Regions from separate parts of the Homo sapiens genome. Here region 1 is linked to region 2. The links are chromatin contacts, found by Hi-C or POLR2A ChIA-PET in ENCODE. All regions are on one chromosome and are shown on one strand. Each heading gives the region's core, a stretch centred on a gene start or an enhancer-like site at or near the end of the contact. The rest is flanking DNA. Distances are from core to core; before and after follow the strand shown.

Region 1 (6,290 bases), core at 2,621-5,120, 140 kb after region 2:
TACCTTATAGATACCTGTGGGCATCAAATAGGTTAATAAATGTTAGGTGCTATTATTACTATTTTAGTGTTGATACTGCTTTTATTGATGGAGTACCCATCCTCACCATTGTCATTTAATGAGTGCCTACTGTATGGCAAGTATTGGGTTAAGCCCCCAACAAGTTTATCTCCTTTAATCCTCACAGCAACCTGAGGACATAGGAACACCTCTTATCCACATTTTATAGACCAAAAAACTGAATCTCACAGAGGAGAAGTTACTGGCCTCAGGCTACACAGCTAACAAAGCATGGTGCTGGGATTGGAACCCAGGTCTGTTTTTTGGGGTTTTTCTTGTTTTTGTTTTTGTTTTTTTGAGACAGGGTTTCACTCTGTTGCCCAGGCTGGAGTGCAGTGGCACGATCCCAGCTAACTGCAGCCTCGACCTCTTGGGCTCAAGCAATTCTCCCACCTCAGTCTCCCGAGTAGTTGGGACTACAGGCGAGCATCTCCACACCCAGCTCATTTTTTTTTTTTTTTTCCTAGTAGAGATGAGATCTCAGTATGTCTTCCAGGCTGGTCTCCAACCCCTGAGCTCAAGCCTTCCTCCTGCCTTGGCCTCCCAAAGTGCTGGGATTACAGGCCCCTGGCCTATTGTGTTCTTAAACTCCCCATGTCCAGAACTCCTCCCATCCTCCCCTTCACTCCCCCTCATCCTTTCCTTTCCTTCCTCCCTCTGTCCCTTGCTCCCTGCCTTCTTCCATTGGAAAAGCTGCTGTCCCTATCCTGAGACCCAGAGCACTTTGAACAATGCTGGAGCAGAATATGCAGTTTCCACGCTTTCCCATCCTGATCAGGCTCTGGATAGCCTGAGAGCTCAGTGAAAGGGTGGTCCTTCCCATGGCTGGTCCTTCCCATGGCTGGTCCCTGCTGGGCCCCTTCCCAGGCCCAGAGCAGAGCTAGAGGCTCGCAGCTGCTCTCCGCTAGCAACAAAGTTCCTACATGCCGGGTACCCCAGCCAGTTGGTGCTGGAGCTAGGATTTTATAAATTATTATGACAAAAATATTAGATTACCAAAGTAATACATCTTGACTATAGAAAATTAGAAAAGATACACCAAAGAAGAACGGAGAAACAACCCATGATCTCACCACCCAGATCTTGATGTGTGGCCTACTGCACCATTTTCAGGGCCTGTTGATGAAACTGGAGTCCAACGAAACATACTCCTCTGTAGCCTTTTTCCACGGTGGTGTGGGAGCCCTTGCCAGTGGCAGCCAGCACTCTTTGGTAGCAGCATTTTTGTTGTTGTTTTGTTGTTGAGACGGAGTCTCGCTCTGTCACCCAGGCTGGAGTGTAGTGGTGTGATCTCGGCTCACTGCAACCTCCGCCTCCCGGGTTCAAGCAGTTCTCCCTGCCTCAGCCTCCCAAATAGCTGGGATTACAGGCACCCGCCACCACGCTCTGCTAATTTTTATATTTTTAGTAGAGATGGGGTTTTGCCATGTTGGCCAGGCTGGTCTCGAACTCGTGACCTCAGGTGATCTGCCCGCCTCAGCCTCCCCAAGTGCTGGGATTACAGGCATGAGCCACCGCGCCTGACCTGCAGCATCATTTTGAATAGCTGTGCGACAGGCTGCTACACGGATTGCCATATTCGACTTCACATTCCCTATTGTTGGACACTTCGGTTATTTCCAGTTTTACTGATATGTATCAAGCATTGCCCTCATTCATGTTCTGGGATGTGTCCACCTCATTTCTGCACCATAAAGTCCTAGAGACACAAGGATTTTGGCAAAAGCCATGCACATACTCAAGATTTTTGACATATTGGGTAGAGTTAAGATTTAAATCCAGGTTTGCAGCCTCTGAATCTGTGTTCTACCCACCAGTCCACACCCTTTCACCTTCCCCTGTTCTCCTCACCTCACGCCCGGTCTTGTCTTCCTTTTGCTGCCTCTTTCTGTTCTTTCCCAAGTCACCTCTTAGTTGGGATGAAAACATTTAGAACTAGGCCCTTGATCCTGGGGGTTCCCCACCATTCATCCTGTCAGGCCCCTGAGTTATAATTGGTAAGATCTGCATCATTCAGGTGGCTTGGGAAGCCTGTTACAGGGAGAGTTAGGAAGCAGGTTGAAGATGATGGTTATTCCATGGTAGCTGTGAAAAGTTGGAAACAACCTAAATGTCTGTCTTCAGGGGAATGGAAAAATAAGTGATGGAGGAAGGCTACATAGCTGGCAAAAAGAGTGAGGTATTGAGTGGGGAAAAAAAACTAGCGTATTTGTTTTACAGCTGCAGACGCGCGTTTGTGTGTGTGTGTGAGAGAGAGAGCGTGTGCACAGGAGAGAGAGCATGCTAACCCTTATTAAAAATTTACAATGTGTTGGCCAGGCACAGTGGCTTATGTCTGGAATCCCAGCACTTTGGGAGGCCGAGGCGGGCAGATCACTTGAGGTCAGGAGTTCGAGACCAGCCTGGCCAACATGGTGAAACCCCGTCTCTTCTAAAAATACAAAAATTAGCTGGGCGTGGTGGTACATGCCTGTAGTTCCAGCTACTTGGGAGGCTGAGGCATGAGAATCGTTTGAACCCAGGAGGTGGAGGTTGCAGTGAGCCAAGATTGTGCCACTGCACTCCAGCCTGGGCAACAGAGTGAGACTCCATCTCCAAAAAGAAAAAACTTACAATGTGCCTACGCTCTTCTAAGCACTTTCTTTGTATTAACTCATTTACTCTTCAGACAACCCCAGTGAGGTAGGTACTACTATCATTGCCAATTACAGAAGAGGAAACTGAGGCCCAGAGAGGTGAAGTAACTTTCCCAAGGCCACACAGCTGGGGAACAGCTGGCGTCTGAACCCAGGCAATCTGGCTCCCTGGTTTGCTCTTAACTACTCTACAAGAAAAGGTTAGAGAAGGTGGTGTGCTCCACAGTGCAAAGACTGAGTGCCTGTAGGAAGCCGATGGGCTGGCAGTGATGAACACAGTGGCTTTCAGCTTTATCATTAGTGTTTTATAACTTTTTTTAGGGACAAAATATTCATGTTAGTCATACACATTAAAAAGTGTTTCTTTTTTTTTTGAGACAGGGTCTTGCTCTGTTGCCCAGTCTGGAGTGCAGTGGTGCAATCACAGCTCAGGCTCACTGCTTCTTCAACCTCCCGGGCTCAAGCAATTCTCCCATCTCAGCCTCCTGCGCAGCTGCTGGGACTACAGGCGCTTGTTACCATGCCCAGCTTATTTTTGTAATGGGGTTTCACCATGTTGCCCAAGTTGGTGTCAAACTCCTGAGCTCAAGTGATCCTTCTGCCTTGGCTTTCTGAAGTGCTGGGATTACAGGTGTGAGCCACTGTGCCTGACCTAAACTGTTGTTATTTTTTAAGCTGGAGAAGAAAGCAGAATGTATGTACCAATGGTGTATACTGCTAGTACTTTCTTCTGACTTCTCACTGCATGCTGTGTTCCCATTGTACAAAGGAGGTATGAGGAGGCAAAAATGACTCACCTGCCATCTCACAGTTGATGGGGCAGAGCTGGGTGGAGGCCAGGTTTCTCCAGTCTTTCCTGCTGCCCCAGAGTGGCTGAGCAGGGAATCCGCTCAGGCGCCATCTGGGTCTGCCCTACCCTCTCCAGCGTCTCCTCTCTCCCCAGGATCGAGCGGTCCACGGACCAGGTCATCAAGCCTGTTAACCTGGAAGCGCTCTCCAAGTGGACTGGCCACATCCCTGGGGATGTGGTGCGGGACATGGCCCAGATCGCCCCCATGCTGGCTCAGCTCGGCTATGACCCTTATGCAAACCCCCCCAACTATGGCAACCCTGACCCCTTCGTCATCAACAACACACAGCGGGTGAGTGTGCACCTGTACTTGTGGAAGTGTACTCTTGGGGATATGGGGCTTCTGCAGATGTGGAAACTCCAGCCACCTGAGGAAATGTTCAGTCTCTCAATTCCTGGTCATCTGATTTGTTCCTGTCTGATGGACACAGTGAACTACATGATTGCTTGTATTTCCATTTTGCTTGGGCTGCAGGGAAGCTCAAAGCCAACTGGTAGCCTGTCTCTCATACTCTAACATCTAACAGCAGGCCAGCTTGTACACTAATTTCATCTTATTTCTCTAATTTTATTTACATTTTTACCCCTATTTCCCTGGCTATTTGTTTATCTGTTTGTAAGGCACCTCAAGTCTTTGTTGAGAGGGGGTATAAATAAATAAACTATTGGTCCCTTTCTTGTCTTATAAGGTTTAATGTGGATTTCTCAGACAAATGTGAGTTTAGGGCTGTTTAAATTATGCTTAAAATTCTCCTTAGTTAAGATGGTGAAGGGAAATGACTTTTTTGTTTTGTACTGTTTTGTTTGAGGCATGGTCTTGCTCTGTTGCCCAAGCTGGGTGCACTGGTGCAGTCATAGCTACTGCAGCCTGATACTTCTCGGCTTAAGCCATCCTCTCACCCCAGGCTCCTGAGTAGCTAGGACTGCAGGTGCACGCCACCATGCACAGCTAATTTTAATTTTTATAAAGGCGGGGTCTCGCTACGTTGCCCAGGCTGGTCTAGAACTCCTGGCCGTAAGGGATGCCCCTGCTTCACTCTTCCCAAAGTGCTGAGATTACAGGTGTGAGCCTCCAGTGACTGACAAAATGCTTTTGAAGTGTTAAAGTAGGCTAACACCCACTGGGTAAAAGAACAGTTAACAAGTTGATGGCCTTATTTATACGTTTCCATTACAGCTTCTAGTTTACTTTAAGTGCTGTGTTCTAACTTCCTTATAGGCAAATATTTGAAAATGGGACCCAGGCCTGAGGAAGAGCTTTCACAGCCCTTACTTCATTAAGACCCAGAGTCTTTAATTTAAGCTAAGCTCAGCATTTCTGAGCGTGTGCTGATTTTAGGAAATAAACAGTTATCGTATTGAATCACAACGGAAAAAAGTTAATCGTCTCTTAGTTCCGTAACTCTTCAGTTGGCTCAAGAAGAAAGTTTCCATTTGGTGCTAAAAAGTCATTACCACCTCTCTAGCACTCACTGATCTCTCTTTAACAAAGAGAATTTACTAACGCTGAGCTTTGGGGGCTGTGCCCTTGTAATTGAAGTGTAAGCTTTGTCTGTGGGTCTCGTGAGTTCCTCTTCCTCTTGACATTAGTTGATTTTGCAGACATCTATTTATGGAAATACTCAGAGATTCAACGTACATACCAGCCGACATTGACAGGTGAATGGCTGCAACCCAGATGTGGTTTGTTATTTTTATTATAAATATTATTAATTTTTATTTTATTATTCTTTAATAATAGTAATCTTTAAACCCTACTTATGTGTTTTACATACTTTTATCTGCCTGTGGGTTGTACATGTATTATCAAAATAAAAAATTAATTAACTGGATTAAAAAGATGGTAGTGATCTCACAATCCAGCCCCAGGTGCTTCTCAGAAGCAGAGGCGAGGGCCGGCTGGGGACACTGCAGTAGTGGGCTGGATGTTGCTTACTTCACTGTTCTCAGCCAAGGGCCCAGCAGTGGCTCCTCTGGGGTCTCCTTAAAAGGTGGCTCGCTGCCCCTGGCTTGCCCCAGGCTATGGGTCGGACGTTCCTGGAGTAAAGCCTGACTTTATGTATTTTATAAAACACAAATAATTTTCATGAGCACTGGTGGTTAACATCAACTCTTTGGAGCTTTTTGTGTTTGTTTATTTAAAATGGAAGCTGTCTCTCATTTTCATCCAAAGAGATTTCTTCCCTGGGGCGGTCAACAAGTCTTGGCAAGTGCTAGATCCCTGGTTTAGTTTTTGCCATAGCTTGGCTGTTACTGCAAAGAAAAGTCCTCTCACTAAGCCCTGTGAGTTTGCATGCATGCCTGTGTGCTTCTGTGAGTGCTGTGGACCCTGTGTGTTCCAATAATGGATCCTGGGGCTCAGTAAACACAGTGGCTAAAAGGACATCTATGCTGATGAAATCGTCTCTGCCTGCAGTGTCCCATACGGTAGCCACTAGCCATGTGTGGCCCCTGATTCTGTAACAGGAGGCTAGTCCAAAGTGAGAGGTCCTGTTAGGTGTAAAATACACACTAGATTTTGAAGGCTTAGGACAAAAAAGTATGTAACGTTTCTTATTAGTCACTTTTATATAAATTACATATTGAAATGTTAATATTTTACATAGGCTGGACATGATGGCTCATGTCTATAATCCTAGCACTTTTGGAGGCCAAGGCAGGCAGACTGCTTAGCCTAGGAGTTTGAGACCAGCCTGGGTAACATGGTGAAACCTCATCTCTACTAAAAATATTGAATATTAGCC
Region 2 (3,955 bases), core at 1-2,500:
AGTCCCCAAAATGAAGACTCTAGGCCCTGGCCTGGGGAAGGGTGACTCTATACAAAATGGCATATGCTCTGTAGACACCAGACAGGTATTTTAAGGTTTATAAGAGCTGCATCTACTTGTGCAAACTACTGTAGCTATAAGGCTATATTTTTTTAAGAACTGAAACCAAATGCAGACTATGAGGAGTGAAGATATGCCCAATGGCCAAAACCTTGCAAGACTGGCTATACTTCTGACCCCACCTTGGTGGGTACCACTGCTCCATCAGGCCTGGTCCACACCAGAGCCCTGGCACCTCCTTTAGAAAACTACCATCTTTACCGACTTCTGATTGTTCTGACTCAGAGCAGCCACCACGCCCAAAATTGTTAGCTATGCTTTTCCCTGTGTTAGTCAAGTTCAAACCTGTGTTAGCCAAGTTCAAACCTGTGTTAGCCAAGTTCAAAGCTGTGTTAGCCCCTTCCCAGCCATGCCGACATCCAAGCTGTTAACAGTAACGAGGAATGTTAGACCTGTTGTTAGTCAGAAAAAAATCCACAAACCATTAGTTTCTGCTGAAAGGAACAGACCAGGAAGGCAGGAGTTAGTCAAGGTGAAGGAAAGGTTAATTAAGAACCGGTCAGGGCCAGGCCAGGAGCCTGGAACCCCCAGACAGGGCCAGGTTGGTTGTTAGTGGTCAGCCCCTGGGGCAGTCAGGGTGAGGCAGGGATTAGCTGGGTGAGAGCAAGAGTTAGCGCAAGGGAGCCAGAGATTAGCCCAAAGAAACCAAGGTGCCTACTGGAGGTGAGGCATGAAATCACCCCCAGGTGTGGCCCCGGCTTAGCGGCTGGCGGGCTCTGGGGGAGGCTGGCTGAGGCAGTGACGTCCGTGGGAACAGAGAGCCAGAGATGCATTCCTGGCCGGCCTGAGCATCTGCGGGAACCCTGTGAGCCCCTGAGGTTCACTTCTTGCTCCCCACTTCTCTCTCCTGCAAACTCCGAGCCCGGGGTAAAGCTGCTTCCCCTCCCCACACCCCTTTTCAACCCGACAACTAACGCCCTCTAGCTTCCGGGAATGGGACGGATCTTTCCCAAGGACTTCCGGTCACGGCCCCACGTCTACTTACGGTGGGGGAAACCGGCCTCTCTCGGCTCCAGAGAGGGGAGACGGCTCTCTAGCTGACTTCCTGTGTGGGAAAGAGTCCTCTCACTGACTTCCGGTGTCAGAAATGTCCCTCTTTCCGGCCTTCAAATATGAGAAATGTTTCTCTGGCCGACTTCCTGTGTACTAAATACTCCACTCAGTGGTTTTTAGCGTAGGAAAGACCCGCTTCATTGACTTCCGGTGTAAGAAAGGCTCCGCTTTCTGACTTCCGGTGTGGGACACGCCCCTCTGCTAATTTCCGGTGAGGGGCACGCCCCCTCCTGCCTTCCTCGTGGGATACGCCCCCCTCGTGACTTCCTGTGCAGGACAGCTTCTATCCCCGTCACTTAACAATGGAGAGGATTCTTCCCCAGCTTCCTTCCAGAGGACACAAAAGCTCAGAGCTCCACAGTCTAGAGTCTAGACCAACAGGCCTCCACACTCACGTCCCAGAGATTTCCCTGGTCCCACCTACTCCCAGTGGCAACCAGACTTCTGCACATAGGAGAGATGTCATACTCAGAGTCCAGCCTCCCACATCCACAGGACCACCTCTTCCTCCTCTGAGTCTTGTTAATAGGGCCATCCCCTGCCTTAGACCTGGCCCAGTGGACTCTGATCTTACAGCCAATATGGGGCAGCAAAGTGGGACATCTGTCTACAGGGCCAGTAGCCCCAGGTCATCTGCTTGCCAAAAGGAGGGGGACCAGCCCCCGGGGGGAGCCCAGAGCTCGGCAGGGCTGGGGTTAGTAAGAAGAGAAAACAGGGTTAGTAGGGGCTGGGTTAGTAAGTCAGAGCACAGCACCAGCGGACAGGGCACCTCAGCAGACACACACAGGAGTCGCTAAGAGAAAAGGAAGAACGCACGCAGGTCCGTTAGTTTGTTAAGGGATGATCGGGGTGCAGTTGAGGCACCCCAGGGGTTAGACGGGTTAGTAATCGAACAAAAGAGCTGCCTACAGAAAAGAAAGCTGAGACGGAGGAAGAATGTGGGGAAGTGACATGGATTCAAAGCCAAGTGTCTTGCCCCAGGCAGAAGGATCTGTGTGCAGAACACCCAGAGAGGCCAGGGCCTAGGCAGCAGACGTGTTCAACCAGGTTTGAGGGGCCTTCCTCCATCCTCATACTTTTTTTTTTTTTAGGTGTCTGCCATGTGCTGAGACCCTTATATTGACGGGAATCCTCACTGCAACCTGTAAGGTATCAGAACTCGCATTCTACCACTGAGGAAACTGAGGTTGAGAGAAGTGAGGTGACTTACTCAAACTCACTCAACAGGAAGTGGCAGAGTTGGTGAGTCTTATTTGCATTCTCTGTCCTGGAACGTGGGTCTGCACAAAGATCCCAGCCCATAGGCAGAGCCTTCTGGAGCCTTGGCTGCCCCCATATCCCAGCCCCTTGAAAGGCCCATGAGCTGCACAGTTAGTAGGATCTGGCTGCGGGGGGGTGGTTAGTAGGGCATGCTCGGGCCTGGTTAGTGGGTTAGTTGGTTGGCAGAAGGCCAGGCACCTCGTCACACGCCACAGCGTCCCGGCTGAGCCCTGGGTTAGTAGGTTAATCACACCATGCAACACTGCCCCGGCCCCTCCAGCTGCAGCTTCAGAGGCCTCCCGCCCCCACCAGCCAGGGAGTGGGGCCTGACCAGGGCAGGGGGTCTAACTCTAAGCCCCCCAGCCCCATCAAAATCAACCCTAACCACATGGACCCTGCCCAAAAGCATGTTGCTTCCCTATTTATTGGCTGTGGGTCTCAGAGCACCCCCTGCAAATATTTCAGCTCCCCTGAAAATGGACCCTACTTGTCCTAGACAGAAACCCCCTGCCTGGTTCTGGTCAGCCCCTTCCCAGAGGGCTGGATCCTGTTACACTCTGACAGACACACGCACACCCGCATCTCTCCGCAAAAGATCTGACAACCGTGCTTAGTAGACATCTCTTCCATCACCGACTGTCAGGCCTCTAGTTTCTCCAACTATTGGCCTGCCCTCCCACCATTAGAAAAAAAAAAAACGCATCAAGCTGGCCTGGCTCCTGGAACCAAGTTGAGACTCCCCCACGCCCACCCGGTCTGCTTCCTTTTCAGCCAATGCTACAAAGCACCTAAGTGTACCCTAATTATGCCATCTTCTATCACTGCTGTACTTTTCCCATAGAAACCCCAGCCTAGCATCTCCCACAGTTCTAAACGATGTTCCATGAGAAAAAGATTCTACGGCCATAAAAGTCAAGGAACACTTCATCCTATGCCCTGTCCCTGAGTATTTGAAATTGCCATTAGCATTTTAAAGGTTCTGATAAGTCCTGCACTACTTCAGTAGTGCAGCGGAATTTGAATTAGAACCTGCTTTTTTTTTTTTTTTTTTTTTTTTAAGGAGCAATGACATTTCCTAGAAGTTACTTTAAGAATTTCCCTAGAGGGTCGGGTATCATCTCAGCCAGATCTTTCTCATCCTTCAAGGCCCTGTTTGGTACAGCTTGCTAGGAAGCTGTTCCAGACTGCAGCAGCCCTCTCTGGGGTCTCTCTACCACTTCCCAGGCACTCAGAACTTGTGCCTCAGTAGACTGTTTTGTGGCACTGTCCCATTCTCTGATTCTCCATGTGAGCTGGTTTTATCCCATCCAGCATGGCTGTGAAATCCTAAAGGTTCAAACCCCAGCCACTCTTCACCTATATTTCCCCCAAATGGCTAGCACGGGAAAGGGCCCAAAGTAGGTGCTCAGTGCTGATGAGAGAGTAGAATTTAAATACCCCAGGAAGCATTGTGAGTTACTACGGAGGCCATGAAATGCTGCCACCTCCCCAAGCTGATTAAAGAGTGATACTAGGAAAATAG

The links. Hi-C counts contacts between places; a loop is a spot of excess contacts on that map. ChIA-PET counts read pairs that join two places held with the same protein, here RNA polymerase II (POLR2A). Pooled maps may share reads with other maps.
Region 1: a loop to region 2 is called in a pooled map, with 4 times the contacts of the local background. The contact joins the enhancer-like site here to the promoter of MIATNB in region 2. A Hi-C loop is called at or near these places in 1 of 37 single-sample maps with no recorded cell type and 6 of 50 pooled maps. POLR2A ChIA-PET finds 5 or more read pairs at or near these places in 2 of 52 experiments (activated CD4-positive, alpha-beta T cell and activated T-cell).

What each region holds. Positions count from the first base shown.
Region 1 is chr22:26,533,836-26,540,125 of GRCh38, reverse strand. It overlaps TPST2 (tyrosylprotein sulfotransferase 2), which reads left to right. Exons shown (of 7, transcript NM_003595.5): 4 at 3,640-3,838. Among named protein-coding and RNA genes, the nearest start is that of MIR548J, 18 kb to the left of the region's middle. Within about 2 kb of position 3,870, at least 6 of the 41 ENCODE cell types and tissues checked have a DNase peak (open chromatin) inside an H3K27ac peak, as active enhancers do.
Region 2 is chr22:26,670,138-26,674,092 of GRCh38, reverse strand. It overlaps MIATNB (MIAT neighbor), which reads right to left and starts at 1,250. Exons shown (of 6, transcript NR_110543.1): 1 at 1,106-1,250. It overlaps MIAT (myocardial infarction associated transcript), which reads right to left. Exons shown (of 5, transcript NR_033320.3): 5 at 1-3,955.